Linked DNA regions of Homo sapiens: all the other regions are linked to region 2. Evidence: chromatin loops called from intact Hi-C (ENCODE). Cell type or tissue: heart left ventricle. All regions are shown on one strand. Links, peaks and the distances in the headings refer to the core of each region. The heading gives the core; the rest is flanking DNA. Region 1 overlaps RFFL (ring finger and FYVE like domain containing E3 ubiquitin protein ligase). Region 2 overlaps LIG3 (DNA ligase 3). Region 3 overlaps RAD51L3-RFFL (RAD51L3-RFFL readthrough). Region 4 holds the start of RAD51D (RAD51 paralog D).

Region 1 (7,346 bases), core at 2,045-6,044, 47 kb after region 2:
GCTTGATCATAGCTCACTGTAATCTCGAACTCCTGGGCTCTAAGGATCCTCCTGCGTCAGGCTCCCAAAGCTCTGGGATTACAGGTGTGAGCTACCACGACCAGCCTTTTAATGTCATTTTCTAATTTCACCATAACATTTGGTATTAGCTGATATTATTTGCTTATTTATTAACTGCTTTCCCTAACTAGAATAGAAACCCCATGAGGGCAGGGACTTTGTGCTCTACCGAATTTCCAGAGTCTAGAATGGCTTCTTGGGTAAAAGAACAGCCTCCTAACGGGTTTCCTAGCTTTAATTCTTGCCTCTATCCACCTATTTCTCCACAAGGCATCACCCACTGCCCTCCTCCCCTCAACACACACACTTAAAGCTCTTTAATGTTGCTTGTTCCTAGAAGTGATCTTCCTTGGATGGATTATCCAAGGCATCCACCCAATGAAAGAAATCATGTTAACTCTTTGTACATAAAAATGTTTAAAAACTCTTCAAAAAAAAGTTCTTTAATGGACTCCTATTGCATTTTAGAATAAAAATAATCACTTCTTACATGGTTAAAGACCCTGACCACTTCTCCAATTCATGCCGTGCTACTTTTCTCACTCGTTAACTTCAAGCCATAGTGGGCTGGTGTGTGAAGAACCGAAAGGTAGTGTGACCTTTCGGTTCTTCACACCGAGCTGGTGTGTGTAAATGGGGGAGGACTCCTCATGTCGGTGATACTTGAGATGAGACCTGAAGGCTGAGAAAGGATTTTTTTTACCGCATCCAGCTAAAAATTATAATTCTAAAATGATGGCTGGGCATGGTGGCTCACTCCTACAATCCCAGCACTCTGGGAGGCCAAGGCAGGCGGATCAGTTGAGGTCAGGAGTTCAAGACCAGCCTAGACAACATGGTGAAACCCCGTCTCTACTAAAAACACAAAAATTAGTGGTGTGGTGGCACATGCCTGTAGTCCCAGCTACTCAGGAGGCTAAGGGAGAAGTATCGCTTGAACCCGGGAGGCAGAGGTTGCAGTGAGCCAAGATCACACCACTGCACTCCAGCCTGGGCCACAGAGCGAGACTCCATCTCAAAAAAATAAATAAAATAAAATGCCAATGACCTACATGTTTCATAGGCATTACTGGCTGGAAAGCCCAAGGTCTCTCTCCTCTCTCTGGTCACCCAAAGCTTGGGTTTCTTACCACCCAACGCTCTTGGTGGGACAGGCCCTGACACAGCTGATTTATACCAACAGCATAATTAAAAAATCACAATGTCCTGAGAACTCACCTGAAATTTAAAATCATCTCTTAACTTGGAAGGCTGCTTACTTTTAAAAGTAAGTTAGTCTGGCAAGCAACTTGAACTCCTTTGAAACTGTTTACTGGAATTTTCCAGCAAACCTGCCTGAGGTACCCACCCTGACTTGTAAAGATTTAAAATGCTGGTGACAACACAATGAGCATAAAATAGGACAACTGTTGCATTTGTAAGTAAGCAGCCTGCTGAGTAAACCATACTACTAACTGGTCTCATATGCTGGGGGTGGGACAATGAAGCATGTTCTCTGTGATACTATTTCTGAGATATTTATTTTAGAATAAATAATTCGGTGGCCGGGCGCAGTGGCTCACACCTGTAATCCCAGCACTTTGGGAGGCCAAGGCAGGCGGATCACCTGAGCGCCCAGGAGTTCGAGACCAGCCCAGCCAACATGGTGAAACCCCATCTCTGCTAAAAATACAAAAAATTAGCTGGGCGTAGTGGCATGCACCTGTAGTCCCAGCTACTCAGGAGGCTAAGGCAGGATAATTGCTTGAACCCAGGAGGCAGAGGTTGCAGTGAGCTGAGATCACATCACTGCACTCCAGCCTGGCGACAGAATGAGACTCCATCTCAAAAAAAAAAAAAAAAAAAAAGAAAAGAAAAAAGAATTCAGAATACCTAAGTCATAGAGAAGACATGTATATGGTAGAACTTTAGAATCCAAGGCCTGAATTAGGATAAAGAGCCCTGCTGAAGTGGTGCATGGGCTGGACATAAACAAGGAATATTTCACAGGCCAGAACTCAGGGGAGGAAAACATTTCCAAAGCTTTTAATACTAATAGACATTTTCTATCCTCCAAGGCAGTCCTTTGGATATGGGTAACAGATAAATGCATATTTCCTAGGTAAGAATTTTATTTTAGGTCTAAAGTTTAAGAAGACAGAACAGTTGGAGAGAAAGGTGGGGGGAAAAAAAGCTGTTCCCAAGTATGTTTTACTTTGGCTTTAAAATCAGTCAGACCTGACCTTAAATCCTGGCTCTAACACTGAATAAATGAATGAGCTTGAGTAAGCTGCCACTAGGAGCTTCAGAGTAACAGGAATACATTCCCTACACCTCACAGGCTGGACATAGAGGTGGTGCTCAGTATAAAGGGGGATCATAACTTCACTGGACTTTTCAATCTTACATCAAGAGCAGAGGGCAGTGTTAGACATTCAGTAAATAGCCGTCATTATAATAAGGCATGGGCTCATGAGGATTAAATGTTTGCCTCTCTCCAAACCAGCTTCCAGAGCCTCCTTTCACACAGAGATGTCAGTAACATCAAAGACACAAGGACTAGAGCCTCTTCTCTCCTCCAGTCCCCAAGTTATACTTTAATGTAAAGGATCAAAACTTTAGACATGACATAATCTTCTGTGCTATTATTTCAGATGGCAGACACGGGGAAAATTGGGGGAGTTATTCAGAACTTGGGGTTCCTGAAGTCCTTTCTCAGAAGATTACAAAGTAAAAACATTACAAAACACCTAAAATGTGCCAAGTTAGTTGTTATGTTTGCATCTGTTGTCTTATTTAACACAATAATCCTACAAAAATCAGAATTAAAATGGTCTGATTTTTGTAGGATTCAATAAAAAGTACCTTAAGCACCTTGTAAAAAGTATAATACATAGAAAAACCATTCCTGGGACTACAGAACTTTAATTTATACATCCCATAAGTCATCTGCATTTCTAGTTTCTACAAGTTCAGGGTACCAGTGATACAGACCCCCAACCTTCTAAAGATAAAGCCTTTAACTGATATTTAAGGTGTATTTCAGTTTCTCTTCTTACTTTTGCTCCAGTTGAGATTTTTCTGACTTAATTGTCTCAACTGCAACTAATGCTCTATTTCATTGATTCATTTATTGAGACAAGTCTCTGTCACCCAGCCTGGAGTGCATTGGCACCATCATAGCAAACTGTAGCCTTGAGCGATCGTCCCACCTCAGCATCCTGAGTAGCTAGAACTGCAAATACCCACCACCTTGCCCAGCTAATTTTTTATTTTTATTTTTTTTGTAGAGACAGGGTCTATGTTACCCAGACTGGTCTTTGAACTCCTAGCCTCAAGCAATCCTACCTGGGCCTCCCAAAGTGCTGGGATTACAGGCAATGAGCCAGCGCACCTGGTCTACCCTCCTTTTAATAAGTGTTGTCAGCCAGGCGCGGCAGGCTCACGCCTGTAATCCCAGTGAAACCTTGTCTCTACTAAAAATACAAAAATTAGCCAGGCATGGTGACAGGTGCCTGTAATCCCAGCTGCACGGAGGCTGAGGCAGGAGAATCGCTTATCTGGGAGGTGGAGGTTGCAGTGACTCGACACTGCACCACTGCAGTCCAGCCTGGGAGACAGAGCGAGACTCCATCTCAAAAAAAATAAAGTAAGTGTTGTCACTGGGTAACTAGTAAATAATAATGAAAGCAAATCCTTAGTGCTCAGGGCCTTACTCCTTACTCTATCCTATTCTTTCAGTTCTTCAAACACCAAGGTTATTTTGGCTTTAGGAATCTCCCTCCCTCAAGCTATTCAGCTATTCTCTCAGCCTGGAGCACTGTTGCCACCTCACCTCCCTTACATATCATTTATTTCCTCAGGGAAACCTTTCCTGATCCTGTCTGTGCTCTCATAACATTTTTTTTTTTTTGAGACAGGGTCTCACTCTGTCACCCAGGCTGGAGTACAGTGGTGCGATCACAGCTCACTGCAGCCTCGATCTCCCAGGCTCAAGTGATCCTCCCACCTCAACTTCCCAAAGGATTGGAATTACAGGTGTGAGCCACCATGCCTGGCCTCATAGAATCTTATACACTTCCTTATAACCATAATTGATTTATCAGACTATTTAGCATGAATCTCCTGTACCTCTGGAGAACGTAAGAGGAACAACAACAGGCAAGGTCCTTGAATCTCATAATGATTACATTCTGGGGGAAAGAGCATTCTAGCAGTACTGTATCTAATCAACTGGCTAACAGTTTGTATAATTCTTTTTTTTTTCTTTTTTTGAGACAGAGTCTCACTCTGTCGTCCAGGCTAGAGTGCAGTAGCATGATCTCAGATCACTGCAACCTCCACCTCCCAGGTTCAAGCAATTCTCATGCTTCAGCCTCCTGAGTAGCTGGGATTACAGGCACGTGCCACCATGCCTGGCTAATTTTTTGTATTTTTAGTAGAGATGGGGTTTTACTATGTTGGCCAGGCTGGTCTTGAACTCCTGACCTCAAGTGATTTGCCCGCCTCAGCCTCCCAAAGTTCTAGGATTACAGGCATGAGCCACCATGCCCGGCCTATATAATTCTTTTTAAAGTATTTTTCTTCCATATTTAGGGTGTGGAAAGTGAAACAGGAAACAAGAGTAGGTCTATTTCACAGCTTTATTCTCAGCCTTAATGCCAGGTAATCAACACATATTTGTTGAATTATTAACTAATGATAACAGCAATAGAGCGCTTTTTAAAAAAAAAGGACAGAAATTCATGCTTAAAATTGCACAATTGGCGAGGCACAGTGGCTCACGCCTGTAATCGCAGCACTTTGGGAGGCTGAAGCCGGCGGATCACCTGAGGTCAGGAGTTTGAGACCAGCCTGGCCAACATGGCAAAACCCCATCTGTACTACAAATAAAAAAATTAGCTGGGCGTGGTGGTGTATATGCCCATAGTCCCAGCTACTCGGGAGGCTGAGGCAGGAGTATCGCTTGAACCTGGGAGGCGGAGGTTGCGGTGAGCCAAGATTGCACACTGCACTCCACCCTGGCTGACAGAGTGAGACTCTGTCTCAAAAAAAAAAAAAAAAAGGACAGAAACTGCACAATTATGATTCCGGGATGATCAGTAAATTAAGGATTTTAAACACACATAACCACAGCAATACCTTGAACGAAAGACTGAAGAGAATTTCTTTGTCTGCTAAGATTACTTGAAAAACAAAAGAAAAGAAAAATGGTTTAAATTGTTATTACAGAAGGACAAAACCAGAAAAGGAGAGCCTGGAAGAGGAACAAGACGGTCACTTCCATCTCTTCCTAAAAAGACACAGAAGGCTTCAATGCCTTCACTGTTGTTTTGGATTGGAATGGTGCTGCAATGGGAACTGCAAATACAAATAAACATGAAAACAACAAATGCAGATGTAAAATAAAGACATGCTAGAAATCAAAGAAACCGACCTCTACCAGACACACCCAGGTCTGGGTGTACCTTTGCCTGTTCTTCCCGACTTGCACAGCCCAAGCAAGGTGGAAGGAGAAACATAACAAAATGATACAGGAACCAGAGAGCAGAGGGTCTTGGAGCATAAACTGTTAAAATAATAATATGAATAAGGGGGAAAGGAGAGAGATTTCACTTCCCACTAGCAATAAGTGAGCTCTTTTTCTTAAGCGGTAACTGTTAACAACTGAAAGACATACATAATAATCACAAGTTATAAATGTTCTCAGAAACTCCCTGGTTTCAACTATTCTATGACAAATATCTGCAGAGGGACCTCAGCATCTGCTATGAAGTTCAGGGAAAAGTAATTCTAACCAATGGAGCTGTGCCAAAATATCACCCCTGGGGTCTGACCAATTAAATGGCTGCTTCTTAGTGTGGAGTTTAGGAGAGATGACAGATTGAACACCGCAGCAGAGAAACCTACGCTTTCATTTCAACCCAGGCATTCTGCCCCAAAGGGTGAGTCAATCAGGAAACAAAGCAATTCAGAGTAAAGTCTTCTAACAACGCTGAAAACAGAATAAATGGACCTGCAGTTTAATTACAGCAGGATCCTTCTTCCATCGAAACTGATGACAAAGCTCATCAAGAATAAAGAGACTCTGATCCCCCTACTACTCTGGTGCAGGAAAGAGGATTTACCAGATAAGCTCTTCTGGACCTTCTACTGAAGAAGCTGCTTTCACAAGATATTATCACAATGACTGACTAATGGGTAACCAGGATTTTTTTTTAAATGAAGGCAGGGACTAGGTGAAGGGGTTTCTGGCACTCCAATGCACCGGGAAAAGAAGGCATTTCCAGACAGGAATTCTATCTAGGCTCAAAATTATGCAATTTACCTTTCCAAAGTGGACTGCACGAAAATTACTGCAGCCAAATGTACCATGGTATAGAATGAATTCTGGTGTTATTTAACTCCTTTAATTAAAACCTGCTACATTGAAAAGATAATTGAAAGGATTAAAATAACGCATGTCAAAGCATTTAACCCAGAGCCCAGCAAATAATGGATGTTCAACAGAAATTGGCTGTAAATAATTTAAAGAAAGTACTTTGTTAAGGTTGTTTTTGTTGTTGTTGTTGTTGTTTTAACACAGAAAGGCCCATTAAGGTTCTTAACTTTTTTATTTTACTTAGTTTTCAGACAGGGTCTCCCTCTGTTGCCCAGACTGGAGTGCAGTGGCATGGTCTCACTCACTGCAACTTCTGCCTCCTGGGCTCAAGTGATCCTCCAACCTCAGCCTTCTGATTAGCTGGGACTACAAGCGCAAGCCACCATGCCCAGCTTTTTTTTTTTTTTTTTAAATACAGAGTCTCCCTCTGTCACCCAGGCTGGAATGCAGTGGCGTGATCTTGGCTCACTGCAGCCTCTGCCTCCCAGGCTCAAGCGATTCTCATACCTCAGCCTCCCAAGTAGCTGGGATTACAGGTGCCCACCACCATGCCCGGCTAATTTTTGTATTTTTAGTAGAGACGGGGTTTCACCACGTTGGCCAGGCTGGTCTCGAACTCCTGACCTCAAGCAATCCATTCACCTTGGCCTTCCACAGTGCTGGGATTATAGGCGTGAACCACTGCACTCAGCCCATTAAGGTTCTTTAAAAAGACGTTTATCAGTTCTATTCCTCTATCTATCTGCTTTTTAAAAATTTAGGGGCCGGGCACGGTGGCTCATGCCTGTAATCCCAGAACTTTGGGAGGCCGAGGTGGGCGGATCGTGAGGTCAGGAGATCAAGACCATCCTGGCTAACACGGTGAAACCCCGTCTCTACTAAAAATACAAAAAATTAGCCGGGAGTGGCGGTGTGCACCTGTAGT
Region 2 (7,346 bases), core at 576-4,575:
CTGTGGGTTCAGGGCTCCCACTCAGAGAAGACACTGCTCAAGTTTCCTTGCTGCACCTGAGGGAGTTCATTTCTACCTTTCTGGTTTCAAGTAGTCTGTTCTCCCCTAATCCAGTCCCCAGCCTGATAGTCACACATCTTCTGCAGTAGGCACTAATCTCTGCCCACCTACCCTCCTCCTCCTCCCCCGACAGGTTTAATCTGTTTCTTCCATTTTCCTCAAAAATTGTACCTTCTCTACAGCCCATAGAAAGTGACCCAGCATGGGTTGACCTCTTCCTGGGCCCGGACAGAAGTACTGAAACAGATGGCCTCTCCCTCTTGTCCAGGTGGCTCGCAAGGCCTAGCTATATGTTTTGCACATTAGCTGGGCCTTCCACATGTTGTTCTATATCCTGTCTGGGCCCGGGCTTTGCCCTCCATGGCATGGTTTGAGGTCCCTGCTGCCATGTCATCCCTCACCAAAGCTCCCCTTCTGCTTTCAGGTGGCCCACTTTAAGGACTACATTCCCCAGGCTTTTCCTGGGGGCCACAGCATGATCTTGGATTCTGAAGTGCTTCTGATTGACAACAAGACAGGCAAACCACTGCCCTTTGGGACTCTGGGAGTACACAAGGTACTAGCTCAGGGCCATATGTGCAAGAATGAATGAGTGTGAGTGAGTATGTACATGTGGGTGCACGCTGCGGTCTGAAAAGGGAGGAAATATCCCTTAGTGTGGCCCTTATTCTTCGCTTCTGACCTGTTTCTGGTTTGGATTTTTGTCTTTTGTTTTTCTCCTAAAAAGGGGCTGGTATTGGGAACCAGTTTATAACTGGGTTGGTTTCCATTTAGCACTATCTGCTCAGTGCCCTTATGGCCCAGGGGCTTCAGAGCAGAAATAGTACTTTTTCATCCGGTGCCTCAGGGGGCCTCCAGAAGTGGACTGGTACTCCTTATTTTTTCACACTGACTTTTGTCCTATGTGTACCTACTACCTCATTTTCCCTTACAGAAAGCAGCCTTCCAGGATGCTAATGTCTGCCTGTTTGTTTTTGATTGTATCTACTTTAATGATGTCAGCTTGATGGACAGGTGAGTTGGCTAGCATCTTTAAACCCAGAAACTGCCAGGAATCTGTTTTCATTTCCTGGGTGAGGAAGATGGGGGCTTCAGGTTGGAAAGGAGGGTACAGGGAACCAGCTGGCACATACGTTTGTGCTCAGGAGCTTGCCAAAGGCAATGGCAAGAGGGAGCTGAGAGGAAGCACAATTGCTACATGATCAGTTCCCCATTCAGTGTAAGAAAGAGCCCATGTGTTGACTCCATCTCTTCTCTGAGAGCTTAAGTCACAGAAGAAACCCAAACCCCCAAAGAAGTTTCTCTACTAAAGCAAAATGGACTATTGCAGAGAAATAGACTGTGAGCATATGGGGTTTCAGTTTATTTCTCCAATGGCACCCCTAGGGGCTCCAGTGGCACCCCTGGGGGCATAAGGCAGATGGTTTTCAGCTCAGAGGTTTTGATTTCAGAAGAGACTGACAACAGGAAGCTCCGGATTATAGGGGAGGCCATGGGTGGGACCATCTTGGAGAGAATTAGCAGTCTTGACTTAGCTGCATCCATATGCTTGTGCCTGAGAAACCAGTATCAGCCCTTTCCTCACTTAGAAATGTATCTCTACCCCTGTTCCTCCTGCAACAGCCACATCCTTGATTGGGGAAGGAGAAGGAAGTAGAGAGGGAAGGAATTGGTGGGGGTAGGATTTGGGGTTTGGGTCCCAAGGCCTGTCTCAGCCTGCCTACCCCGGGGTTGGCCTTGGGATCGGGGCAAAGCAGGGTGCAGGGGATAAAAAATGAGAGTTGGAGTCGTATTTCAAGTGGGACCAGAATTTATACAATCTGGGCTACAGGCCAGTTCTCCCTTGGCTCGCTTGATGAAGTAGAACTAGGAACTACAACTATGAACTGGCTCTATGCCACAGCTCACAATTTTCCATCTTCGGTCACGATGGAGCCCTTGTAGCCCTTGACAGCAGAACTGTTACACATGAGGTCTTTGATCCATGGCAAACCCTTTCTTGAAGTAGCAGTTTTATCATTGTGGCCCTTCCTTCCTCAGAATTCCTAATAAGGGAGGGAGGATCCCGGCCTAACCTCAGCTCTCCTGTTCTCCTCAGACCTCTGTGTGAGCGGCGGAAGTTTCTTCATGACAACATGGTTGAAATTCCAAACCGGATCATGTTCTCAGAAATGAAGCGAGTCACAGTAAGTGAAGACCCTATGCTAGGCAGTGTCCTAGAAGTTTGAAAGCAGGGCAGAGAACTCCTTGGGTCAACTGCGACTGGAAGAATAAATCTTAATGTCTTATGGAGCCTCCTGATAATGTTGGCCTTTGACTATTGCATATGTTGCCTGCTAGTCTTCACCCAGAAGGGTAGGGCATGGAAATCCTTCCTAGGTAAGCCTCCTGTGTTTCAAAGCCACAGCAGCCCTCTGTTTGGGATGAGAAGCAACCTGCTTTCTAACCCTTTGTCCCTTATATTTCAAGTAAGGGTGTTTCCAGTGGACACTTAACTAGTGTGTGAAAAGGAACAACCCCCACTCACTCACCACCTTCTCCACTCTCACACCAACTTCAGCATCTCTCTTGTCCCTCAGAAAGCTTTGGACTTGGCTGACATGATAACCCGGGTGATCCAGGAGGGATTGGAGGGGCTGGTGCTGAAGGATGTGAAGGTAAAGTGGCCTCGCTTGGCTTCTCCTGTCGACTCACTCGCAGCCCTCTCCCCTGAGCCTTTCCAGCCCTGACCAGGAGATGGCGGTGGCAGCCTGCAGTGGTTGGGGTGGCTGCTGGGGAAGTGTGGGCAGATGTGTCCTGGATCTGGAGGACTGCTTTGTGTGTCTCCTATAGTGCCTGGAGCCTGAGGGCTCTTACCCTGAGGGAGGGGCACTGGGCTAGATCTGGTGTGTAGCAGTGAAGGGGTGAACCCATCCTCATGGAGTTGCCTTTCTATTCTGTGGTCTCTCTTTTGCTTCCCTTCAGGGTACATATGAGCCTGGGAAGCGGCACTGGCTGAAAGTGAAGAAAGACTATTTGAACGAGGGGGCCATGGCCGACACAGCTGACCTGGTGGTCCTTGGAGCCTTCTATGGGCAAGGGAGCAAAGGTCAGGGTGGCCTCTGCCCCCTGGGGTGGTACTGTTTTAGAAGGTACCGCTTGAGGTACAGGCTGGCCTTGTTACTGGCTTGATCTGCCAGCATGGCCAGTTATGACTTCCGAAGTCCTAGGATCTAGGGCCCCAAGCTGGCCTGAGTCACCTCAGGCAGAGCTGCTTACTCGGTTAGGGAGAAGTCAGAATAGAGTACCCTATGCTAGCCTAGCAGAAGGACGCTTACCACCAATTATTTCGTCAGGGCCTGACAGCTTTCTCCTCAGGCAAAATCTCTTTCCTGACTGGAAAGGAAGCTGGAGTCTGAGGAACTAATACTTTTAAGCAATCTATCATGTGTCCAACACAGTTCAATGCCCCAGAGCCCAACAGGTTGGGTGTGATTATCCCTCATTTACAGAAGAGGAAATTGGGGCTTATAAAGGTTAAAATTACACAGTTAGTAAGAGGTAGCTCCAAGAGGTAAACTCTGGCACTCTGACGGCCAGGACCCAAGGTCCTCTCCCTGGCCCTGGGCTCTTGGGACTGGCAGAGATGGCTCCTCCAACCCACACTCATCTCACACTCCCCTCCCAGGCGGCATGATGTCAATCTTCCTCATGGGCTGCTACGACCCTGGCAGCCAGAAGTGGTGCACAGTCACCAAGTGTGCAGGAGGCCATGATGATGCCACGCTTGCCCGCCTGCAGAATGAACTAGACATGGTGAAGATCAGCAAGGTGAGGAAGGGACCTGGTTGGCCATGGCCTCTGGACTGGCCGCCATCACTGAGACAGAGGCTGTGCTTTGGGGACTACAGGTATTTCTGTCTCCCCAGAAAGAAGGGTTGCAGCTTGCTCAGGGGAGCAGGATTAGGCCTTATAATCTCTGAATGCCTTCTTGTGGAAAATGGCTTGCATGCCTCTAGGTCATACCCACTCTGGGCTGGGAGGATCACATGGCTCAAACATCAGCTGTTTAAGTGGCTTCTTATAATCTCATTACCAAGAGAAGGGATTTAAGCCTTGTTCCAGGTTGGGAACAGCCCAAAGTAGCATCTTTTCTCCTCTAGGACCCCAGCAAAATACCCAGCTGGTTGAAGGTCAACAAGATCTACTATCCTGACTTCATCGTCCCAGACCCAAAGGTATCAACCCAGTGGCTTGGGGGCCTCCAGCTCATAGAATTAGCTTGCAGGTTCTCTAGTGCCATAGAGAATCCATCTCACCTCGCTGAAAGTCCACCCAGGGATAGGGGTCTGGATTTCCAGCTGAGTGATAGGCACAGGGACAACCAGACAACTCTGAGGAATTTTGAATAGAATTCTTTCTGCAATACAATTGCTTTAAAAAAAGAGAGAGAAGAAGAGAGTACCTATCCCCTCAGCACAAAGGGTGTGTTCTAGAAGTAATCTGGCCCAATCCCTTCTTGTACCGACCAAGAAAGAGATCTAGAGAACAAACAGGACTTCCCTAAGGTTATTCAGCAACAGCAGCAGCAGAACTAGGACCCAAGTTTCCCAGCTGTTAGCCAAAGCTTTTTTGGTTTTTGTTTTGTTTTGTTTTTGAGACGGAGTTTCACTCTTGTTGCCCAGGCTGGAGTGCAATAGCGGGATCTCAGCTCACCACAACCTCCGCCTCCCGGGTTCAAGTGATTCTCCTGCTTCAGCCTCCCAGGTAGCTGGGATTACAGGCATGTGCCACCGTGGCCAGCTAATTTTGTATTTTTAGTAGAGATGTGGTTTCTCCATGTTGGTCAGGCTGGTCTTGAACTCTTGACCTCAGGTGACCTGCCCGCCTCAGTCTCCCAGGGTGCTGGGATTACAGGCGTGAGCCACTGCACCCAGCCGCCTTTTTGGTTTTAATTGTTCTGTATTGCTTCTAGCTGGTTGGGAGATACTTTTTTTTTTTTTTTTTTTTTTTTTGAGACAGGGTCTCACTCTGTTGTCCAGGCTGGAGTGCAGTGGCATGATCTCATCTCACTGCAGCCTCCGCCTCCTGGGTTCAAGCAGTTCTCTCACCTCAGTCTCCCAAGTAGCTGGGATTACAGGGGTGCCACCACCCCCAGCTAATTTTTGCATTTTTAGTAGAGATAGGGTTTTACCATGTTGGCCAGGCTGGTCTCAAACTCCTGACCTCAGGTGATCCACCTGCCTTGGCCTCCCAAAGTGCTGGGATTACAGATGCAAGCCACCGCGCCTGGCCAATACTTGCTTCTCCCTTTTTTTGAGACAGTCTCGTTCTGGAGAGCAGTGGCATGATCTCAGCTCACTGCAACCTCTGCCTCCTGGGTTCAAGCGATTCTCATACCTCAGCCTTCTGAGTAGCTGGGACTACAGGCGTGCACCACCGTGCCTGGCTAATTTTTGTTATTTTTTGTAGAGACGGGGTTGCGTCATGTTGGCCAGGCTGGTCTCAAACTCCTGACCTCAAGTAATCTGCCCACCTCAGCCTTCCTAAGTGCTGGGATTACAGGCTTGAGCCACCACGCCCGGCCACTGATACTATCTTCTTAACCAGTGATGACCTGCTGGCTTACTCCTGACAGAAAGCTGCCGTGTGGGAGATCACAGGGGCTGAATTCTCCAAATCGGAGGCTCATACAGCTGACGGGATCTCCATCCGATTCCCTCGCTGCACCCGAATCCGAGATGATAAGGACTGGAAATCTGCCACTAACCTTCCCCAACTCAAGGTAGCAGCTCTTAGGCTGTATATGTATTCTCCACCCCACTGTCCAGGCCTTGGAGCCTTGGGCATCTAGACCATTCACATGTCCTCTGTCTTCTCCTTTCCCCCATTCTCCTGAGGCAGAGCAAGGAGGGCAATTAGAGAGGGAGACAAACTGCTGCTGGGCCAGGGGCACAGCACTAGACCTCCTTCTCCCTCCATCTCTGAGTAGAGAACCTTGCATTTGCAAGGCCCCACTGAGCAGCCTTTAGTCTGGGGAATAAGAGTTTGCTCCTGTTGCCCCAGCAAAGCCTGCTTTGCTGTACAGAGAACAATGATTTGTACCCTGATTACTCAGGCTATAGGGCCATACTTTGGAATGGTGCCAAGGGAGCCAACTCCTTTTCCTTGCTCTTTATCTTTCTCACATCTTTGTTCCCATATGCGCCTAAAATACACCACACACACCACCTCTGAGGCCAGACTGGGAAGGCAATGAAACCCTCTGACATTGTCCCTCCCCGCCTCAGGAACTGTACCAGTTGTCCAAGGAGAAGGCAGACTTCACTGTAGTGGCTGGAGATGAGGGGAGCTCCACTACAGGGGGTAGCAGTGAAGAGAATAAGGGTCCCTCAGGGTCTGCTGTGTCCCGCAAGGCCCCCAGCAAGCCCTCAGCCAGTACCAAGAAAGCAGAAGGGAAGCTGAGTAACTCCAACAGCAAAGATGGTAAGGATAGGGAGGGGGCTGGTATGGTGAAGAGGGCGGTGTGAGGGGCAGAGATCCAAGGGCAGGGACCCAGTCTCACATTCCAGCCCTGAGATCTCATGATTATCTGTGTCCACTGCAGTGGACACAGACTACATTCCTGGTGTGTGTCCAGCCATGGGCCAGAGACCCTTCTGCTGGGCACCCTGTATCTGCTCAGCAAACCTGAATGGAGCAGTACCCTGGGGACAGCCAGTCTGACCAGGGAATAAGCTACCTTTGAGTAAAGGGCTTAGCTGATAACTCTTCACTCCCCTCTCACCTATGCTCATAGCAGAGAAAGCCCCTGGTCCTTCCCATTACTGCCCCTGACTTCAGGGAGCATTATCAGCAATCCCTACCCTCTTAGTTCTTTTGTATCATATGTTTTTTAGAGACAGGGTCTCACTCTGTCATCCAGGCTGGAGTGCAGTGGCACGACCATAGCTCACTGCAGCCTCGAACTCCTGAGTTGAATTGATCCTCCCGAGTAGCTGGGACTATAGGTGTGCACCACCACACCCAGCTTCCTCTCTGTCCTGCAGGCAACATGCAGACTGCAAAGCCTTCCGCTATGAAGGTGGGGGAGAAGCTGGCCACAAAGTCTTCTCCAGTGAAAGTAGGGGAGAAGCGGAAAGCTGCTGATGAGACGCTGTGCCAAACAAAGGTGAGGGTAAAAACAGCAACACACCACGTGGGCCAGTTTAGCCCAGGTTGTGTTCCCAACCTTCTGTACAAGAAGTTTGAAAGAGGATGAGCAAAGGTGTTTGGGGAACATCGGCTAAACCTCTTCCCTGCCTGCA
Region 3 (7,346 bases), core at 1,832-5,831, 91 kb after region 2:
AAACATGCAGGACTCTTTTAACCAACTGCTTGGCTTCACTGCAGAATGTTAACAGGCCCAAATACATTAAAAATGTGGAATATTCACCCTGCATAAGAAAAGTAAAGGAAGAACTTCATGACAGTCTTAACGAAGAGAAAGGATAATGGGTTTAAACTAAGACTGGCATAACAGGATTAGCTATGACCGCTGTCCTGATGGCAGCTGTTAAATCTTGGAAACAGGGAGGGCAGAGGTCTTTAAATACATGAGGCCAATTCCTACCTATCTGAGATGGCTTTTATGTGAGATATAATAGGATATCCTACTAAGAGCCAAATTAGTTTTACTATTTTAAAACTGCTTAACTAATATAAAGTCACAAAATAAGAAGTTAATCAGATATTTCCTTACGAAAGACCCGGGAGTCTGTTTCTATATGAAAAGCTTGTCTTTAGGCTGGGCACAGTGGCTCACACCCATAATCCCAGCACTTTGGGAGGCCGAGGCCAGAGGATCGCTTGAGCTCAAGGCATTTGAGATCAGCCTGGGCAACATGGCAAAACCCTGTCTCCACCAAAAACACAAAAATTAGCTGGGCGTAGTGACGCACATCTGTGGTCCCAGGTACTTGGGAGGCGAGGATTGCGTGAGCCCAGGAGGCAAGGTTGCATCGAGCTGAAATCATTCCATGGCACTCCAGCATGGTTGACAAGAGTGAGACCCCCATCTCAATTAAAAAAAAAAAAAAAGACTATCTTTACAATTGCCAAAATCTTTCTTACACAAACACCAAATAACCATTACCAATAACCAGAAGTGAAACAAAAATAACCAGTAATCATCATTAAACCAGTAACCATTACCAAACAACAATGAAGCAGCTCCTCACTTGAGACTTCACCAATAGTAATTTAAACTATGCGTTCTCATTAAACTCTAATACCTTAATTCTGTTATTGTATTAACAAGTTATGAGATTCTAAGGTATAGAGGTTAAATCTTTCCTCCAAAAACATAAACACTATGACTAGTACAAGTTTGGTATAAAAGCCTCTATCATTAAAACCATGGCAGTATTAAAGGTTCTATGACAAGAATAAAAAATCAAGGTGGAATTAGTCCCCCTAACAACTTCTTAGGTTTACAGAGGTGTTCTCAGAAAGTCTTAGGCATGACGCTCATAGAGATGGGTGTGACTGTATTTAAATAACAATGCACATGTAATTAGAAAAGAAATTGTGCCCTTTTTTGTTATTGTTGCTGTTTGTTTTGTCTTCTTAAATGCTGGTCACTAAAAACGCCTTTTCCACAACCCTTAAGAGGTGTTCCGGCCTGGCGCGGTGGCTCACATCTGTAATCTCAGAACTTGGGGAAGCCAAGGCAGGAGGATTGCTTGAGCCCAGTTCATGACGAACAACATGGCAAAACCTCATCTCTACAGAAAATACAAAAACTAGCTGGGTGTGGTTGCACATGCCTGAGGTCCCAGCTACTCAGGAGGCTGAGAAGGGAGAGTCACCTAAGCCTAGGAGGTCAAGGCTGCAGTGAGCCATGATTACGCCACTGCACGCCAGTCTGAGTGACAGAGTGAGACTCTGTCTCCAAAAAAAAAAAAGGTGTTCCTATTAGATGGTACCAAGCAGAGTTATGTCAACTGGCTTGGTCATGAGAGAAGGTTTGAAAGAAATTGATTTTTAAGGTTTCTGAGAAGAGCTTTCTTTTTTTGTGCATGTTATTTTGGAGGCTGGTTAAACTGGTCGATTTAAATATTTACAACCCTTGATCCCAATGTAAACAAGAAATCACAACTGTCTACCTGATCAATATGAAAGTTTTTAACAGGCTGGTCTTTGTAATTAGACGGGCATTAAAATGAGTGCGTCCTAGATTACATGAACATTTTCTTCAATCACAATCAAGATATTAGCCCTGCCACATCAATCTGCAATTGTTATGAAAATATACCCAAATATTTTCAAACTTAAGAATACCTCTAAATAAACTGTAACTTCTGAATTGTACTCTAAAATTCAGAATTAGGAAATATACAATAAAAGTTCGGAAACCTTTGCCATCATCTACTTCCTTGAATGTGAAAGAGAATGTAATCAGAGAAAAGGATAAAGAAGTTGTCAAACCTGAAATCCCCTGAACAGAAAGGAGCTGCCACGGCTAGGCTGCAGCCCTAGAACTCTGTACACAAATTCAGCCCAGTACCTTGTCCCCTGCCTACTCCCATTCCTAGAAGAATGGTATAATAAACGGGCAGCCCGGCCCACATTTCAGTAAATTGAACTGTCACGGGGAGAATAAGGCACCCCAAACAGTTGCAGCGACAGTGGTTAACAGGAAGTCTCTCTGTCCTCCAAACCAATAATCAAAGGGATACATAAGGAACTCACTGCTTTCTTAGAAGGCCACATGCACCCCGGGATGTTTGCTCATCACGTCACTCTGGCCTTTAACCAGGGAGCAAAGAGACAGTTGTGGGTAAAACCCTATTTCCAAGCTAACAATTATCCTTCCTTATGGTAGACTGGGGGGTGCACGGTACACTCTTGATTACACAAGCAGTCTTCTTCCCCCCTAGAACAAATGACAGACCAACAAAAAGGAGAAAATGATATGCTGTTGTTTATCTCTTCTGCCAGCCTGAACTCAAGCTCTGAGCAGACGTGCCAGCGGAGGCTCTGGCTCCCCTGGTTCGCCAGACTTCCCCATGTCTGGTCAACTGTCTCCTGGGCAGCCGGCTGAAGAGAGGCCCCATTTCCCTCTCGGTCTTGACCGCTGCCGCACAGTGGCGACCTCACACACATCGCGAACAGAGGACAACTCCCAAGCGAGGGAACAGTGGACCCTGCGGGGAGAACCGCATTCCCAAACTTCTCCATCAAACCTCCAAACTCCAAACCTCCCTCCTCCAGCCGCCTCCTCTAAGACGGAGATAGGGACGGGCTGGTTCCTTTAAAGGGGTAAGCAGGCCGCCGCGGACCTGCCTCAGTTTCTTCTGACGTACAAAGAGGTATCTTTTCCCCACAAGCCAACTAGACCTGCCGGTCTGCAGGGCGCTTGGGGATAATCGAGGACGCACGTCTCCTGTTACTGCCCCCACAGGTGAAACGCTTTCTTTGAGGGGACTTTTCAAAGGACAGGTGTGGGCTGCCCTGAAGGCGGGGACTTCCAGCCAGCCAAGGGCTTCCCCCCACCCCTGTAGGGCAGGGAGAGTCCCAGGCCGCGCCCCACACAGAGGAAGGGCCCCCAGACCACAGCCTGACGGCACCCGACCGTCCCCCTTCCCGTCCTTCCCCAGGCCGGGCGCCCAGCGGCCCCCAGCGCCGCCGCCGCCGCCTCCTCACCTGCTGCGGCCGCCCTCCCGGCCGGCACCTAGGAGAGGAGGCGAGGGGAGGGGCCGGATCCCGGCCGCGGACGCCTCAGGCAGGGAGGCTGCGGACTCCGCCGCGGCGGCGTCTCTGGGGCTGAGGGGCACCCGGGGGCGGTCGCGACATCCTCACGGGCGGCCCCAGGAAGTCGGCCCCCCCTCCCACCCATCCCCAGCCGGCCCGGCCCGGCCCGGCCGCTCCCGCCCTCCGCGCGGCCCCGCCCCTGACTCGGCCCCGCCCCCTCTCGGGATCGCGCCTCCGCTCCCGCCGCGCCCGAGCCACCATAGAGAAGAGCGAGGCGCCCGGCGGCCTCGAGCGCGGCCTCCGCTCGCGCCCCCTGGCGGAGCTGAGGCTCCCGACGGCGGGGCCGGGCTGGCCTGAGCCGTGGGGCCGTAGGAGGCGTCGTTTCCCCAAAGTCGTGGGGTCGGCCGCTGCTGGTTACCTTGGTCACACAACTCTGCGGGAGGCGCCCAAGGGTCCAGGTCCAAGTTTCAGCTGGGTCAAGACCCGGCTTGGTGACCTTGAGCGAGTCCCTCAACACCTCTGAACGCATGTCATAAAACTTTGAAAGGTGCCTGACTTTCATGTCTCATTGACTCTCTCCTCGGTGCGATGAGCAGGCGATGGTTTCCCCCGCTTCATGATTGCAGAAACCCAGCCCCACTAGGGGTTACGAGCTTATTCAGCGTCCCACAACTGGGAGGTATTAGAAGCCGGGTCTGTGGGACCTAAAAACCCATGCTTGTCCCACTCACTCTAGCACTGCCCAGTCTAAACCGCTAGGACTAGCTACTTCCCCTCAGGAAAGTCAGGAAGCTGCTGAGGAAGGCTGTGGTAGAATGAGAATGACTCAGCGAGGATCCATCCCTGCCTTTCACCCATGCACCTTTCAGCAAGGTACCTAACCTTTACGAACTCTGGTTTTCTCATCCCAGAAACGCAGGTTGGCGTGAGGATTTAGTGAGCGCATGCATGTAGCTGTGGTTAGTAAACCGCCAAGCAGCAGGGCGGCCCAGGGGATGGTTAGCCAGCGTGGGCTACGATGCCTAGTCATGAACATAATATTAAGTTCTAATCCTTCTTTTAAATGGTGTCTAGTGACACAATTTTCTTAGGCTTTAGGTTCTATTGAGAACTCCTAGTTTTTCTGAACAATTTGTATTTTCAAACAAGGAATATCGTAAGGAAAATAAGATCATGAGCCAGGCGTGGTGGCTCATGCCTGTAATCCCAGCACTTTGGGAGGCTGAGGTGGGTGGATCACCTGACGTCAGGAGTTCGAGACCAGCCTGGCCAACATGGTGAAACCCCATGTCTACTAAAAATACAAAAAATTAGCCAGGAATGGTGGCGGGTGCCGGTAATCCCAGCTACTCGGAAGACAGAGGTTGCAGTGAGCCAAGGTCGCGCCATTGCACTCCAGCCTGGGCAACAAGGGCGAGACGACGCCTCAGAAATAATAACAATAAGATCACGTATACATATCAGACTCTGTCACTTTACAAGTATTATTTTCAATCCTCACAACCCAGCAAACTGAGTACTATTATTCCCATGTTATCAATGAGGATCTACATATTAAGTAATTTACCCAAAACTACATGGTTAGAAAAAGGTGGAGCTGGAATGTATTGCTTTTTTTTCTTTCAACCAGCAGTGTCTTGAATACACGGAGCTGCAATTTATTTATTTTTTTGAGACAGAGTCTCACTGTCACCCAGGCTGGAATGCAGTGGCGTGATCTCCGCTCACTGCAACCTCCGCCTCCCAGGTTCAAAGGATCTTCCCACCCTATAGCTGGGTCTACAGTCACCCGCTACCACGCTTGGCTAATTTGTTTATTTGTTTGCCTGTTTTTGGTAGAGACAGAGTTTCACCATGTTGGCCAGGCTGGTCTCAAACTCCTAACCTCAAGCGATCTGCCGCCTCGGCCTCCCAAAGTGCTGGGATTACCAGGACGAGCCACTGCGCCCCAAAAAGCTGGAATTTAAAACTGATTTTTTCAATCACCTGGAATGCACGGAAAGACTGACCTGCTAAAGGCCTCCCACATCCGAATTAAATGTACCCTTCATTTTCCTTCCTGGCTATTTTTGTAACTTTCCCTGATGCAATTCTGTCTGGTTTGCTTCTCTCTAAGTCTTCATTTCCAGCCCTACCCTCCAAAGGCATTTATGGTCTCCTCCTTTCCCTCTAATTCCTTTTCCCTAGATATGCCAGGACCTTGTCCATCCTCTCAATTCTGAAATAGATTCCTAGCTGTGATGAAGGCACAGCCTTTTCCACCACATCACTCTTTCTCTTGATAGAAATCATAGTTATAGAAAGTTAATAGGTCCAGGCCAGGCGCGGTGGCTCATGCCTGTAATCCCAGCACTTTGGGAGACCTGATCACTTGAGGTCAGGAGTTTGAGACCAGCCTGGCCAATGTAGTGAAACCCCATCTCTAATAAAAATAACAAAAATTAGCGAGGCGTGGTGGCGTACGCCTATAATCCCAGCTACTCGGGAGGCTGAGGCAGGGGAATCACTTGAACTCGGGAGGTGGAGGTTGCAGTGAACCGAGATCGTGCCACTGCACTCCAGCCTGGGTGACAGAGCAAGGCTCCATCTCAAAACAAAAAACAAACAAACAGAAAAAAAGTTAATAGGTCCAGAACAAGGGTGGGGTGAGACCTGGGGATGTCCTTTCATAAACTTAGTTTACAACCTGAAGGTTCAGTTCTGAAAGGGGGTGCACTTAATCCACTGATTGGATCCAATAATTGAAGTTTGGATTCATGACATCCTGTGGAAATCATTTTTTTCTGGGCCCTCTGGTCCATATTACAAGCAAATCATTGGAATGCTGCTAAATAATGTGCATATCACTGCAGCACAGAGGCCTCCGAGCTGCGTTTATCCACGCTCCTCCTTTCTCCACCTTAGGCATTACCACCGTCACTATTTTTCATCTTTATCATGCCCTTCCACAGAGGCATTCAATAATGTACCCATTGTGCAAGCAATCCGAAATCCTTTTCAGCGAGCAATAGTATTTAGTAGTGATAAAACACTAATTTGTCTACCAAGTGACATATTTATAGGAGCTGTTTACTTGGACATATTTTTATTATTTCTACTCATTTGCTAAGTACTTTCCAACGCATATTTATGAAGCACAGGCCTTTCCCCAAACAGTTGTGAAAAAATAAATCATATTATTTCTTTTATTAGTAGCAGCACGGCTTGGAAGTCCTAGTGCCCTGATTTTAGTTATTTCTGGCAAGAGCTGGAAGAATTAATAGTGACCGACCACCTACTATGTGCCAGACTCTCTGTGAAAGGCACTTTACATAAATTATCTGTTTAATTCCCCTGAGGCATATATTTTACCAACAAAGAATGTAATTCCCCTGCAACATACACTTTACCAGTAGGACAGAGACATTACCTTGTCCAAGTAACTCGGCCAGAAAGGGACTAGCAGGGTTTTGAACTTAGATCTTTTTCCTGATTCCAAAATCCCAAATCACCATTCCATTTCACCAGCACCCCTACCAACCTCTCTGGATCTAATAGCTTCTGTAAAATATAAAGTGTTTTTTGTTTTGTTTTGTTTTTTTAATGAGAGAGGATGTGTAGGTTACTGAGAATGGAACAGTTAGAGATAAACATACACAGGGTGCTAACCCTAATTTTTCTATGGGAGGTTACTCTTCAAGGGATTTACTCCCTAAGAAATCAATGGAAGGATGTTTCCCAAAGAGAAGGGCCAGTACTAGTGCTGGATCCATTCCTGGAGACAGAACTGGCTACACTGTTTGCAAGAAACAGTGCAAAATATGGGATGCTTGTTTAAAAATTAAGAACTTCAAGATGGCAACAGCAGAGCATTAAACTAAGTGCAGAGCCCTGCTAAGCATGGGGCTGTGTGACTGCACTGGTCATACCACCATGTAGCTGGGCCTGCCTGGACAGAAGAAAGCTGTCATCAGTATCCCC
Region 4 (7,346 bases), core at 2,115-6,114, 120 kb after region 2:
ACCTCAGCACTAAAGGTTCTGAGGCGGCCTACAACAGAGAAACCTGTTTAATTTGGATTAGTCAGGCATTTCTCAAACTTCTGACTACAGAACTCCCCTCCTCCCAAGTTTTAAAGTTACACCATTAACTGTCCACAGCACACGGTAAGAAAGGCTAGAGACTGGGCATGGTAGCTCACGCCTGTAATCCCAGCACTTTGGAAGGCCAAGGCGGGCGGATCACGAGGTCAGAAGATCGAGACCATCCTGGCCAACATGGCGAAAGTCCATCTCTACTAAAAATACAAAAAATTAGCTGGGCGTTGATGGCACGCACCTGTAGTCCCAGCTACTCGGGAGGCTGAGTCAGGAGAATCACTTGAACCCTGGAGGCGGAGGTTGCAGTGAGCCGAGATCACGCCACTGCACTCCAGCCTGGCAACAGAGTGAAACTCCGTCAAAAAAAAGAAAGAAAGAAGGAAAGAAGGAAAGGAAGGAAGGAAGGAAGGAAGGAAGGAAGGAAGGAAGGAAGAAAGAAAAGGAAGAAAGGAAAGAAAGAAAGAAAGAAAGAAAGAAAGAAAGAAAGAAAGAAAGAAAGAAAGAAAGGCTAGAAACCTGGTGAGTCAGCTTTGATTCTTCACAATACATTCCAAACTCCGACAAAAAAAAAAAAGAAAGAAAGAAAGAAAGGCTAGAAACCTGGTGAGTCAGCTTTGATTCTTCACAATACATTCCTCCTGGTAGTAGGTCTTGTCACAGTTCCTCTTCAACATGTCTCCCACTGTTCTAGACTGGACTCACATACCCCAGGCCAGCACTGCCAGGGCCCTGCTTGGCCTCTGCCACCCTTCCACCCTGCACACCTCTACCCCACTGTCTATAACCCTGCTTTCACAATGGCCTCCCGCCTCCAGGGAGACAGCCGGGCAGATGAGTTAAGAGCCGCGTTCTTAGACTTAGGAGTGTGACAAGCATGAACTCAAATAACTGGTCTGCCGTTTGCTAACTGCACAATCTTGAACAAGTCATTTAACCTGAGTCCCAATTTCTTCACCTATAGAATGATGATTTATTTTTATTTTATTTTATTTTATTTTATTTTTTTGAGATGGAGTCTTGCCCTGTTGCCCAGGCTGGAGTGCAGTGGTGCGATCTCCGCTCACTGCAAGCTCCGCTTCCCGGGTTCATGCTATTCTCCTGCCTCAGCCTTCCGAGTAGCTGGGACTACAGGCGCCCGCCACCACGCCCAGCTAATATTTTGTACTTTTAGTAGAGACGGGGTTTTACCGTGTTAGCCAGGACAGTCTCGATTTCCTGACCTCATGATCCGCCCACCTCAGCCTCCCAAAGTGCTGTGATCACAGGCGTGAGCCACTGCGCCCGGCCTAGAATGATGATTTAAACAGTAACATGCTCATTGGTGGTTGTGACGAATAAATGAAATAATGTACCGTGAAGTGCTGACCGCAGTGCCTCGTTCATCGAAAGCATTCAGCGAAAGTCCATCTGTTCCTCCATGCCCAAGTCCTGCCTTCTTCAGAGCATTCCTGACCCCACTCCACGATCTCCCTGCGGGGACCTGAGGCAGCTGCAGTCCTCCCAGGTTCCCACTTGAGTGCGCCCTCCATGTCTGTTGGATTTATAAACTCCCTAAGCCCAAGGCCAATCGGCTTCCTGTTCACCACTCCCTCCTTACCGTTGCCTCCCTCGGTGCTTACAGCTCTCTTGTATTCACTTGATTTTCCCCTACACCCAACTAGAGGCCTTAAGGGCAGGGGCCTTGCCTCATTCGTGTATGTATCATCTGCACATACCAAGCACCCAGCAGGCCCTTAGCCAGTGCTTGATGGATCACAGACTCAGACCCCCAACCAGGGAAAGCAAGCACCACACTGCATGAACCCTGCCAAGAGAATGTGTTAAGGAAACAGAAAGGGCCACACCAATCCAAAGACCTTTATGGTGGCAGTTATTCATCAATTTCTGAACAAACAGACCAGGAAAAAGGTCAAGACTCACTTGGCCAGCAAACGTCTGTCGTCTTTGCAACTCTTCCCCAACCCACCAAACAACGTGGCGGGACATAACTGCTCCTTTTTTTTGAGAGAGTCTCGCTCTGCCACCAAGGCTGGAGTGCAGTGGTGCGATCTTGGCCTACTGCAACCTCCACCTCCCACATTCAAGCAATTCTCCTGCTGCAGCCTCCCAAGTAGCTGGGACTACAGGCGCCCGCCACCACGCCCGACTAATTTTTGTATGTTTAGTAGAGACGGGGTTTCATCATTTTGGGCGGGCAAGCAGGCCAGGCAGGTCTCAAACTCCCGGCCTCCAGTGATCTGCCGCCTCAGCCTCCCAAAGTGCTGGGATTACAGGTATGAGCACTGCATCTGGACCGCAACTCCTTCTTTCTCTGAACTCTCCTGTTCTCTACTGCTGCAGATGTGGTGAATAAGTTCTGGGCCACATACTCCCGCGCTTGAGCCTCACCTTTGCCACTTGCTCCTCTTAGGCTAAACTCAAGTAGGGTTAATTATCTCTAACTGGTAGAGTCACTGAAGAGATTACCTAGAACATACAGGTAATGCCTGCACATAGTAGGCACTCAGTAAATGTTCTCTCTTGCCATATCCTTAAGTAAAATAAGAAGTAGGGCCAGAGAAGATGGTGAAAATAATGAGATACTGACAGCTTGTGTTATAGGACAATGCTTCTCAACCAGAGGCAATTGTGCCTCCCAGGGGACATTTAGCCATGTCAGGAGACATTTTTGATGGTTACAACTGGAGCAGGGCTGGTGCTACTGGCATCTAGTGGGCAGAGGCCAGAGATGCTGCTAAACATCCTACACTGCACAGGACAGCCTCCACCCCCCAACAAATAATTACCTGTCCCTAAATATCAATAGTGCCAAGGCTGAGATACCCCATAACCCTGTTATAGGATAAGAATTCAGATGTCCTGACCCCTTTCCTTCCCATCCATTATTGGTTAAAAAAAAAACCCCTCCCGTCTAGACTCAAGCATCAAAAGCAGAGCTGAGAGGAGGCCCCATCCTCCTGCCTCTCTCCTTCTTCCCCAAGTACACACACAAACCTGCCAATGCCAGTGGACAGGATGGCAGTGGAGGTCTTCAGTTCCTCGTAGAGATCAGCGCCATTCACGGGGAAAGCCGAGAACTGAGCCAGCAGCACCCGCCTCAGGGCAACCAGGGCCTGCCAAAGGGCCCCAGACTGCTCAGCAACAAATTGCCCGTAGAAGCTGGCATCCCAGGGTGTCATTCACCCTACTTCTCAATATCTGAGAACCCTCTGCTCCCTTTGGCTTGGGATGGACTTTTGTTATTGTTGTTGTTTCAGACAGGGTCTCACTCTGTCGCCCAGATTGGAGTGCAGTAGCACGATCTCGGCTCACTGCAACCTCTGCCTCCCGGGCTCAAATGATTCTCCTTCCTCAGCCTCCCGAGTAGCTGGGATTGTAGGCGTGGGCCACCACACCCAGCTAATTTTTGTATTTTTAGTAGGGACAGGGTTTCACCATGTTGGCCTGGATGGTCTCGAACTCCTGACTTCTGACTCCAAGTGACCCACCCGCCTCGGCCTCCCAAAGTGCTGGGATTACAGGCATGAGCCACCGCGCCCAGCTGGCTTGGGATGGACTTTTTAAAAAGACACTCAGGTTTGGAATGTGGAGATCAGGAGCTCACCTTGTAAGACAAGCCACATTTCTGAGCTACCTCTTCCAGGTCTGCAGAAACCAGGTCCACCACTGAAAACAAAACACGTATAGCGGATTGGCAGAGAGGACTGGGGCCTCCCACACTTGGTTTTTCCTCATCTGTCAAATGGGGTGTCAATTCTACCCCCCGGCAGGCCGTCTCAGGAGGCCAGTGTGAAATAACAAAGCTGCAGGAGCCGGCGCGGTGCCCTGCACACAGTAGGAATCTCTACCCTGTTTTAGAGCTTGGCTCCCCACGCCCACCCTTCCTGAGCCTCTCCAGAAGCGCGGCCCTCTAGGAATGGAGGGGAAGCGCCCTGCAGGTATGCCAGGGCAGTGCGCCAGCCCTCGGGGCCTGCCCAGGTTGTGCGAGGCCCGCGCGGCTCCCTGGCACGCGCACACCCGGTCACCTGTCTTGATCCTGTGGCTCCTGAGAAGCTGGATCATCTCCTCGGTAAGGCCAGGGCACAGTCCGACCCTGAGCACGCCCATGTTCCCCGCAGGCCGGAACAGCCCCAGGGGGACTGCACGTCACGTGGGCATTCGCGGGGGGTCCTCTCCAGACGCCCCTCCCCTACCCCTTCCTAGAGAGGACACAGGCGCGCTGGCTGCCGGAGGAGAAAGGAGAGAGGAGGAGGCGGCACCAAGGGTAGGGCTGGGGGTCATCCGCCCGCCCGGGATCCGCCGGGATTCCCGCGCCCAGAGCCCGCCCGCCGGGTCGCGCCGCGCTGCCGCTTCCGGGTTCCAGGCTGGCGCGCGGCGAGGACCTGGCCTGCAGCGCCATCTGCGGGCCGCACGGGGCAGAGCCGCTGCGCCCCTCTCCACCGCCTGCACAGGTTCCCGAGTCCCACGACCCCCTCCGCGCTCAACACGCCACCCGCGGCCACATTCGGCCTCTACCTTCTGCCGCAACACACACACCGACCTTCTAAAGAGCCTTCTGTGCGCCAGCTTCCGTTCCAAACGGAACGGATCTCCGCTGGAGACAAAATGCGACACAAGACGACCCGCCCTTACCCCCAGGGAGCTTACTGTGAGCAAGGGAAAGACAGACAATGAAAAGGAATCGCAGAAATCACATCATTACAGATTATACGACAGGTGTCAAGAAGCAGCAAAGCATCCAGAGGGCACCTGCGTCTATTTTTCAAAAGTTTGTTTTGTTTTGGTTGAGACAGGGTCTCGATCGGCCGCCCAGGCTGGAGTGCCCTGGTGAGATCTCAGCTTTGCAGCCTCGACCTCCTGGGTTCAAGCGATCCTCCTGCCTCAGCCTCCTGAGTAGCTGGGACTACAGTCACGTGCCACCTTGCCCAGCTAATTTTTGTATTTTTTGTAGAGGTTTCGCCTCTACAAAATGGGGTTACACCATGTTGCCCACACAGGTCTCGAACTACTGGGCTCAAACAATCCTCCTGCCTTGGTCTCCCGAAGTGCGGGGATTACAGGTGTGAGCCACCGTGCCCGGCCTCTATTTTTTATTTTATTTTTTATTTTTTTTAAGGGCAAGAAACCTTGGTTATATAGAACACACACAAAAAGATATGATTTGGTATTTTTAAATGTCCTTTGCTTTGCCTCATCCATAGGAAGAAATAAAACTTTACATGGTTATCTCATCACAAATCTGTGAGGGAGGCGCTATTTTTTATCCCTGTTTCACCAATGAAGAAACTGAGGTTCAGTGAGGTTAAATCACTTGCCAAAGGTCACCCAGCTAGGCGGCACAGGGCTGGACTTCACATCCACATCTGACTCTGCAAAGCCAGTGCTTTCTAACAGCCCCCCTCCCCACCCCTGAAGCTGTGTACATGTTTTCCTACTGTAAGGTGGTTTCTCTGAGAGCAGAGATCATGTGTGGCCCATCTCTGTATCCCACTGCAACTGCCACCATTGTCACTCCACACAGGAAAGTACTTGGGAGTGTGGGTGTGGCACATTTAGAATTCTAGCAGTGAAGTCTGATCATATGTGAGCCATGAACCCCTATGAACCATGTGGGCTTTCCCTTTCACTAACCGACTGGGCACAGTGGAGTCTGCAGCCTATGGTTTCAGGATAGAGAGCCTTAGCTTCTACGGACAAAGTTTCCCTCCCCAGCAGACACTTTCCAATACTGCCTATCTCTCAGGGCCACACCACCATCCTCTACATCCCACGCCCATCTCTCACCATCCTTATTCTCCTTCCCAGGGCAGTGCGGAAGGACACAGGTGTCAGGCATTTTGAGATCTTCAGAGAAGGGCAGGGCTGCCATCACCATGGAGTATTAGAGCTGGAAGGGGCCCAAGGGCTCATGCAGTCTGTTCCTTGGTTTTACCCCTCTCATGATGCTGCTTCACAGTCACACTGGCCCTTGGTCTGGCCAGCCACATAGCTAGCCTGGCAGCAGTAGCCTCAAATCAAGGGGGGAGGCTGGCCTGTAATTGTTACACTCTGTGATGATTATGAAGTCAGCTCATTGCACCTGCAGACTGTCCAAACTAAAGGTGGGCCACTGCCCCCACAGTTTCTCTCTGCTTCTGGTCAGCTGGGTTGTCCTGCATGGTGACGGGTGTCATCCCGAACAAATCAGATGGCATCAGAGGCACTCCATCAAGTGGGAGATGGGGAGGAGGCTGTACTGAAGAAAGAAAACTTCAACATGATGAATGCCCTTGACCAACTGCCAAAACCCTTTTCAAACCCCAAGTCTATGAACCGGACCGTCACTACCAAAGGACTCCCACTAGCCTCAAAGGGCAATTTGGTCAACTTCTTGGAGGATGATACCATCAACCTACTGTAAGTCACAAATCTGGTCCCTCCCTCCCTCCCTCCCTCCCTCCCTTCCTTCCTCCCTTCCTTCCTCCCTTCCTTCCTTCCTTCCTTTTTTTTTTTTTTTTTGACAGGATCTTGCTTTGTCACCCAGGCTGGAGTGCAGTGGTGCAATCTCGGCTCACTGCAGCCTTGAATTCTTGAGCTCAAGTGATCTTCCCACCTCCACCTCCCAAGTAGCTGGGACTATTGACGCGCCACCACCACACCTGGCTAATTTTCATATATATATATATATATATATATATATATATATATATATATATATATATAAATTTTTTTTTTTGGTAGAAACGGGGTTTCACCGTGTTGCCCAGGCTGGTCTTGAACTTCCGGGCTCAAGCGATCCTCCCGCCTCAGCCTCCCACAGTGTTGGGATTATAGGCTTGAGCCACCATGCCTATAGTTTCTAAGAAAGGCTGGAGCCGAGGGCTGGGCAGAGAGACAAAGAATCTATACTTCCCTGACTTGTCACAACCCAGTTCCTTGACTCCCAGAGAAGAGCGTGTGGGCAGGTTGGATCTATTTATGTATTCCTGAGCCCCAAATCACTTCTTGGAGGCATATGGAGCTCCCACTCCAGGAGGCCTTCTTGGATTAGTCAGTTTGTTGACAGTGCTCCTTATCCTGCCTTGACTGGCTGTGGTCCTCACCATCACCAAATCCCTGACACACCCATGGCTCCTCTTCCTCAACCCTCTCTCTTTGGTACCTTCATCTACCTGACTGCTCCCCAGTAGCCTGCCTTCCTTCGGACTGGGTTTTGCTGTTCCTCCTCACCAAGTCTGGTTTTCCTCTACTTCATTCCACAAAACTCTTTGAGCACCTGCAAGGTGTCT

What was found. Hi-C counts contacts between places; a loop is a spot of excess contacts. Peaks named below come from ENCODE experiments on the same cell type or tissue, not always from the same donor. Only the 100,000 strongest peaks of a DNase experiment are listed, where the experiment ranks them.
Region 1: a loop joins it to region 2, with 1.9 times the contacts of the local background. A loop is called at or near these places in 2 of 110 quality-filtered maps.
Region 3: a loop joins it to region 2, with 13 times the contacts of the local background. A loop is called at or near these places in 77 of 110 quality-filtered maps.
Region 4: a loop joins it to region 2, with 4 times the contacts of the local background. A loop is called at or near these places in 73 of 110 quality-filtered maps.

What each region holds. Positions count from the first base shown.
Region 1 is chr17:35,040,938-35,048,283 of GRCh38, forward strand. All of the region lies in intron 1 of RFFL (ring finger and FYVE like domain containing E3 ubiquitin protein ligase), which reads right to left. The region is part of intron 5 of RAD51L3-RFFL (RAD51L3-RFFL readthrough); the gene reads right to left. Among named protein-coding and RNA genes, the nearest start is that of RFFL, 19 kb to the right of the region's middle. RefSeq lists enhancers at 5,637-5,686, 5,747-5,846, 5,987-6,116. In heart left ventricle, for the core only: no CTCF peak of the experiment used is centred there; no DNase peak of the experiment used is centred there.
Region 2 is chr17:34,995,580-35,002,925 of GRCh38, forward strand. It overlaps LIG3 (DNA ligase 3), which reads left to right. Exons shown (of 20, transcript NM_013975.4): 10 at 485-616; 11 at 995-1,074; 12 at 2,159-2,246; 13 at 2,640-2,717; 14 at 3,025-3,148; 15 at 3,728-3,870; 16 at 4,203-4,277; 17 at 5,678-5,824; 18 at 6,330-6,525; 19 at 7,089-7,210. Among named protein-coding and RNA genes, the nearest start is that of LIG3, 19 kb to the left of the region's middle. In heart left ventricle, for the core only: a CTCF peak has its summit at 2,796 (motif pointing right); a DNase peak (open chromatin) is centred at 2,802; H3K27ac peaks cover 1,144 bases.
Region 3 is chr17:35,085,767-35,093,112 of GRCh38, forward strand. All of the region lies in intron 5 of RAD51L3-RFFL (RAD51L3-RFFL readthrough), which reads right to left. RAD51D (RAD51 paralog D) reads right to left here. Exons shown (of 10, transcript NM_002878.4): 10 at 6,455-7,346. It also overlaps a transcript of RFFL not described here. Among named protein-coding and RNA genes, the nearest start is that of RFFL, 26 kb to the left of the region's middle. RefSeq lists enhancers at 2,386-2,465, 2,476-2,525, 2,656-2,785, 3,502-4,153 and a silencer at 3,176-3,805. In heart left ventricle, for the core only: a CTCF peak has its summit at 3,719 (motif pointing left); DNase peaks (open chromatin) are centred at 2,765, 3,625 and 4,355; H3K4me3 peaks cover 2,422 bases; H3K27ac peaks cover 1,488 bases.
Region 4 is chr17:35,115,429-35,122,774 of GRCh38, forward strand. RAD51D (RAD51 paralog D) reads right to left here and starts at 4,432. Exons shown (of 10, transcript NM_002878.4): 1 at 4,104-4,432; 2 at 3,683-3,744; 3 at 3,073-3,191. The coding sequence starts at 4,185. It overlaps RAD51L3-RFFL (RAD51L3-RFFL readthrough), which reads right to left and starts at 6,094. Exons shown (of 7, transcript NR_037714.1): 1 at 5,863-6,094. FNDC8 (fibronectin type III domain containing 8) reads left to right here and starts at 6,187. Exons shown (of 4, transcript NM_017559.4): 1 at 6,187-6,474. The coding sequence starts at 6,266. RefSeq lists a silencer at 4,295-4,494 and an enhancer at 4,705-4,764. In heart left ventricle, for the core only: CTCF peaks have their summits at 4,484 (motif pointing left) and 4,701; a DNase peak (open chromatin) is centred at 4,393; H3K4me3 peaks cover 1,912 bases; H3K27ac peaks cover 947 bases.